Regions from separate parts of the Homo sapiens genome. Here region 2 is linked to region 1. Evidence: chromatin contacts called from ENCODE Hi-C or POLR2A ChIA-PET data. All regions are on one chromosome and are shown on one strand. The core of a region is the stretch at or near the end of the contact, and the rest is flanking DNA. Distances in the headings are between cores, read along the strand shown.

Region 1 (2,751 bases), core at 182-2,681:
TTAAAAAAATTAGCCAGATTGGTGGTATGCATCTGTAGTCCCAGCTACTTGGGAGGCTGAGATGGGAGGATCTCTTGAGTCTAGGCGTTTGAGGTTATAGTGAGCTGTGATCATGTCACTGCACTCTAGCCTGCTCAACAGAGTGAGAGCCTGTCTCAAAAAAGAAAAGGAAGGAAGGGACCGGGTGCAGTGGCTCACGCCTGTAATCCCAACATTTTGGGAGGCAGAGGTGGGAAGATCACGAGGTCAAGGGCTCAAGATCAGCCTGGCCAACATGGTGAAACCTCGTCTCTACTAAGAATACAAAAATTAGCTGAGCATAGTGGTGGGCACCTGTAATCCCAGCTACTTGGGAGGCTGAGGCAGGAGAATTGTTTGAACTCGGGAGGTGGGGGTTGAAGTGAGTTGAGATCACACCACTGCATTCCAGCCTGGGCTACAGAGCAAGACTCTGTGTCAGAAAAAGAAAAAAAAAGAAAAGAAAAGAAAAGGGAGGGAAGGAAGGAGGGAAAGAGGGAAAGAAAGAGAAAGAAAGAGAAAGAAAGAAAGAAAGAAAAAAGGAAGAGAACAAAAGAAAGAGAAAATTGGTTTCAATGCGTGTGCTGACTTGTGGCTATAACCTCAGATACTTGGGAGGCTGAGGTGGGAGGATGGCCTGAAGGCAAAAGTTGGAGGCTGCAGTGAGCTGGGACCACACCACTGCACTCCAATCTGGGCGACAGGGTAAAAGCGTATCTCAAAAAAAAAGAAGAAAAAAAAAAAAAAAAAGCAAGTTAGTCTCTGTGTGCCAGGACAGGACAGCTCAACCATTAAAAGTGTGGTGTTCCTGAGTATCTGAGACAGGCTACACAGAAGATCAACATTGGAAATCTCCAAGAGATCAACTTGAGTGCAACTCCCTCATTTCACAAAAAGAGGCTCAAAGAAGGATGGAATCTGCTCAAACACACACAGCTCGTTTGTTTGGATTCGCCTGGGCTCATGCTCTCAGAGCTCGTAAGAAAATTACTCAGGCCTTCAAACGCACCCGTCGAGGAAGGGAAGAAACTAGATCAGGCAGAAACTAGAAAGGATGTTTTTCGGACCCCCAAAGGCAGGCTGAGCCTATGACTCAGGAGGCATTTCGGGAACAGAGAGCTGGAAAAAAGAAGGGAGGGTCCCTGAAGGCCGGGGTGATGGAAGATAAGAAATTCGGATTTCAATCTCCCTACTTCCTCTGCTTCCTCAGACCCAGGCTGTATATAAACTGTATGCAAATGTGTTTACTTTACATTTTATTTCAATCGGAGTCACTCAGCTGTCGGGAGCTATGTCAACATGTCAGTCTGGTTGAGCAAACAAGCATTTTGAGTGGAAATATTTCAGATAAACAGACACAATGTTATGACATATCAAAACTCCCCAAACATGGAAAGAGGGTGGGGATGGTGGAGGAGAAGGGGGTGAAAAGCCGCAGAAAGGAGATCTATTTACCCTGGCACATGCGCTGTGTGGTCAGCTGAAAACAAAACAGGTTTTTTATTACTCGTGTGGTGTAGGGGGGAAGTTTCCCTTCTCTGTGGCGTTAATGCATCTTGTCAGCTGAAGAGAAGGCCTGCTTGGCGGGTTACCATGAACATTTCTCTTTGGTGTTCCTGCTGATTCTGCAGGAGGGAATCAGGCAAGAAAAGAAAAGAAAAACCCACCCGGATTAACTTAATTAGCGATGGGGAGGCCAGTTGCTTGGCGAAGTCCAACAACTTGTTTGAGGGTTGCCCTTGTTTTCGCTCCTTACTCGGGCTCTTTACAAACTGCCTTAAGGGGAGACACAAAGCAATGCCCTTGTTTGCGATCAGGGGTGGGGACGGGGGGTGTGCATGGCGGGGGGTGGGGTCGGGGCTGGGGGGGACCATGCGGACATTAGGCTACTCTCCTGCATGATGTATGTTTGTAAATTTCATCTTGGGAGTAGGTAATAAGGTTGCTTGGGTTCAATAACCAGAGGTATAAAAATGTATTTGGAGGAAAGTCTGTCTTCCTTCCTTCCTTCCTTTTTTTCTTTCCTTTCTTTCTCTCTTTCTTTCTTTCTTTTTCTTTCTTTCTTTCTTTTTTTCTTCCTTCCTTCCTTCCTTCCTTCCTTCCTTCCTTCCTTCCTTCCTTTTCTTTCTTTCTTCCTTTCCCTCCCTCCCTCCCTTCTTTCTTTTTTCTTTCTTTCCTTCCTTCCTTCCTTCTTTTTCTTTCTTTCTTTTTTTTTTCAGGTCATGCTCAGTTGCCCCCAGGCTGGAGTGCAGTGATGCAATTACAGCTCCCTGCAGCCTCGAACTCCCAGGCTCAAGCCATCCTCCCACCTCATCCTCCTGAGTAGCTGGGACTGTAGCTTACCACCACCCCCAGCTCATTTTAAAATTTTTGGAAGAGATGAGGTCTCGCTATGTTGCCCACAGGCTGGTCTCGAGCTCCTGGCCTCAAGTGATCCTCCTGCCTCGGCCTCCCAAAGCTTTAGGATTATAGGCATGAGCCACTGAGCCTGGTCTAAAGGAATGTTTTCTTCTCTTTCTTCATCTACTCATGTTTTCATCCCTCATCCCCAAACGTACATATACCCAGATTATATTTTGTTGGGTGACATTTCTTTTTAGTCCCCAAGCCATAGTCTGATGGGCTATGTCTAAAAGAAAATTCACCTTTTCTTTAAAATAATACACTGCTTATCCACACCTACAAGGTGCCGCCTTCTGTGGACATCCATTTTGATCATTCTCAAAGTTTGGA
Region 2 (2,751 bases), core at 144-2,643, 320 kb after region 1:
AAGCTGGGCTGGGCTCAGATGGGCAGTTCTTCTGTTCAGCATGGCAACTGCTGAGACTGGAATGTCCAAAGTGTATGTGGAAACTCTCATGACCAGTGCTGTGGGTGGGAAGGCTGGAACAGGTGGGGCCTACTTGAGCATTGCTCTCTCTCCCCACATGGCCTTTCTCATAGATACCCTGGGCTTTATATCACAGAATGGTGAGCTTGAGGTCACTGAACTTCTTAAATGATGCTGCCTTCAAAGAGGCAGAAACTGCTAATCATATTAAGCCCCGGATCCAGAAATCTTAGAAGGTCATTTTCTCACATTGTGTAGGCCAAGGCAAGTCACCAGGCCATCCTGGGGTCAAGGAGAGGAGGGCAGAGTCCACCATTGCAGTGGGACAGCACGCATGTACAGATGGGGAGGAACGCATGGTGACCATCTTCGAAGGCTCTGCACCACACAGGAGTTAGCAGGCTGCTTTATAACTGTTTCAAAGACACAGTTCTGAGTAGTGGACTATTCTCCAGCAATGAAAATGAATGAACTACAGCTACATGTGAGAGCATTGATCAATCTTTCAAACATCACAATGATTAAAAAAGACAGAAATAATACACACTGTATGATTCATTTTATGAAGTTTAAATCTATGCAACTGTACACTACATTGTTAATTGGTACATAGATAGGTGGCAAAATTTATTAGGAAAGCCTGGAAGATAATTATCATAAAAGTCATAGTAGGGGTCATCTCTAGGTTGAATGTAGGTGGATGTAATTGGGAAGTGACATGGAAGGCTTCTGGGTGCTGGTAATATTTTTTTTCCTTGACCTAGGTGATAGTTGCATGCACACTTGATTTAATCATTAAATTGATCATTTATGCATATTTTCTATTTGTAGGTTCTATTTCTAAATTTTAAAAAATGTTAAAAGTACCTTTTGGCTAAATTTGTTTGGCATATGCATACTTAATGTGTGCAGTTCAAAACTCTAACTGCGTTGAAACAAAAAAGTGGGGTTGGATCTACTGCCCTGCCTATAATCTCAAGTTCACACATAGGAATAACAGCTATTGATTTTTGAATTGGTGATATGGCCCAGGTTTCTACCAGATGCTTAAATACATTATTGTACATAATCTAGAGAAAAATCTGAGAAGTAGATATTATGTCCATTTTTCAAAAAAGAAAACAATATCTTGGTAAGGGCAGCTGCAAGGTCACACAACACTCAAACCCAGTCTGTCTGACTCTACACTTCCTCCTTAAAAAAGCCCTTGGCACAGGGGTCCTGAACATGAGCACATTTCACCCATCTCCTGTGCTCTAGCCGGTCTAATCCAGATCAGGCAGCACCCAGGTCACCATCAGCACAAAAGCCCAATTGTTCAGGTTCTGTTCTCACTAAGGATGTGGCCCATTGCAGCCAATGGGGGACTTGGCCAAGCGTCAGGCACTGATGGAAGACTCCTCTCTTGGCTGCTGGCTGTTGACAAGCTAAGTGGCTGCCTCGGTCACGCCAGGATGTAATAAAGCTGCCCGGCACCCAGGATCTGCCGACGAAGAGAGTGCAAGGGCAGTGGAAAGAGACAGCCTCCAAATTCCAGGAATCACATGGTGTTTATTCTGAGGCCGGCCTCCCATCACCCACTCCACTGGAAGCTGCTGTTGTCTGGAAGGGCTCAGGCTGGAGAGAATCCAGATTAAATAATAGTGTAATAAGGAGCACGTCTCTGTTTTGGTTTTTATAGACTGTGCCATTTCAAAGGGACAAGAGCAAAGTCTTCAAGGGCACTTATTGGGGTCCACTGAACCATGATCTAATTAAATCCACTGGAGAAAAATATCTTGTTTAAAAAAAGGGAGGTCTGCATTGTTTTTTGGAGAAATTAGTTAGTCTTAAGATGGCACTTATTTTTGTGGGTACTAGAAAAACACAGACTGAATACTATATTGTTATTAGCAATTTCAAGAGGATGGGGCACAGAGAGGGACATTCTCAGTAACGACAATGCTCACATTGACAAAACTCTTTGAAATTCATTATTGTGTTCTGCTCTCCCAACTGCTCCATAACATGAGGGGTCAGTTATCATTAGCTTCATTTTAAAGATGGAATTAAGAATCAAAGAGGATCTTTTCTAAAACTTATGCTTAGAAATCGAATTATTTTCTCATTTCTTCACATTCAAAATTAAGGAAGAGATTTTGAGAAATGAAAGTTATGCTAATAGTAATACAAATACCATTGATAATATTAAGATGAAGAAGAAGGAGCAAGGGAAGGAGGAGGAGGAAGAAGAAAAGGAGGAGGAAGGGTATGGTGAGGAGAAAAATAAAAGAATGAAGGAGTTGTAAAATGAAGAAGAGGAAAACGTAAGAATAAATAGTAATGTTTATTGAGCACCTACTGTGTGTAATGAATTGTGTGAGGTTCTTTCTTACCTAATCTTCCCTTGGAAAATTTGTCCCTCTGCAGTCCCAGAGGGGGCTGCCATACCTTTCCTCTGTGACCACATGTTGGATTCCTGGCCCAGGCTAAGCCAATTCAATTTCTTTGCCCTGGGAATTTGGAATGAGAGATTCTGAGATAATGACTGGGCACTGCTAAGGTTTGAACCACCTAATGCTGAGACTAGCACTGCCAAGTCTGGGGAGATTTTTAATAGGGCAAATAATACTCATCTACAAAGAAAGAAAAGAAAACAGGAGACACTGAAAAAAAACAAAAAAAGTGGATAGGAGACTCCCAGAACACCCA

What was found. A loop is a pair of places that touch in the nucleus more often than their neighbours do. ChIA-PET counts read pairs that join two places held with the same protein, here RNA polymerase II (POLR2A). Pooled maps may share reads with other maps.
Region 2: a map of IMR-90 shows a loop between it and region 1 (2.1-fold over the local background). The contact joins two enhancer-like sites. A Hi-C loop is called at or near these places in 1 of 168 maps with a recorded cell type or tissue (IMR-90) and 1 of 50 pooled maps. POLR2A ChIA-PET finds 5 or more read pairs at or near these places in 1 of 52 experiments (PC-3).

What each region holds. Positions count from the first base shown.
Region 1 is chr12:114,812,045-114,814,795 of GRCh38, forward strand. No RefSeq gene overlaps it. Among named protein-coding and RNA genes, the nearest start is that of TBX3, 130 kb to the left of the region's middle. Within about 2 kb of position 1,432, at least 6 of the 41 ENCODE cell types and tissues checked have a DNase peak (open chromatin) inside an H3K27ac peak, as active enhancers do.
Region 2 is chr12:115,134,463-115,137,213 of GRCh38, forward strand. No RefSeq gene overlaps it. Among named protein-coding and RNA genes, the nearest start is that of TBX3, 450 kb to the left of the region's middle. Within about 2 kb of position 1,394, at least 7 of the 41 ENCODE cell types and tissues checked have a DNase peak (open chromatin) inside an H3K27ac peak, as active enhancers do.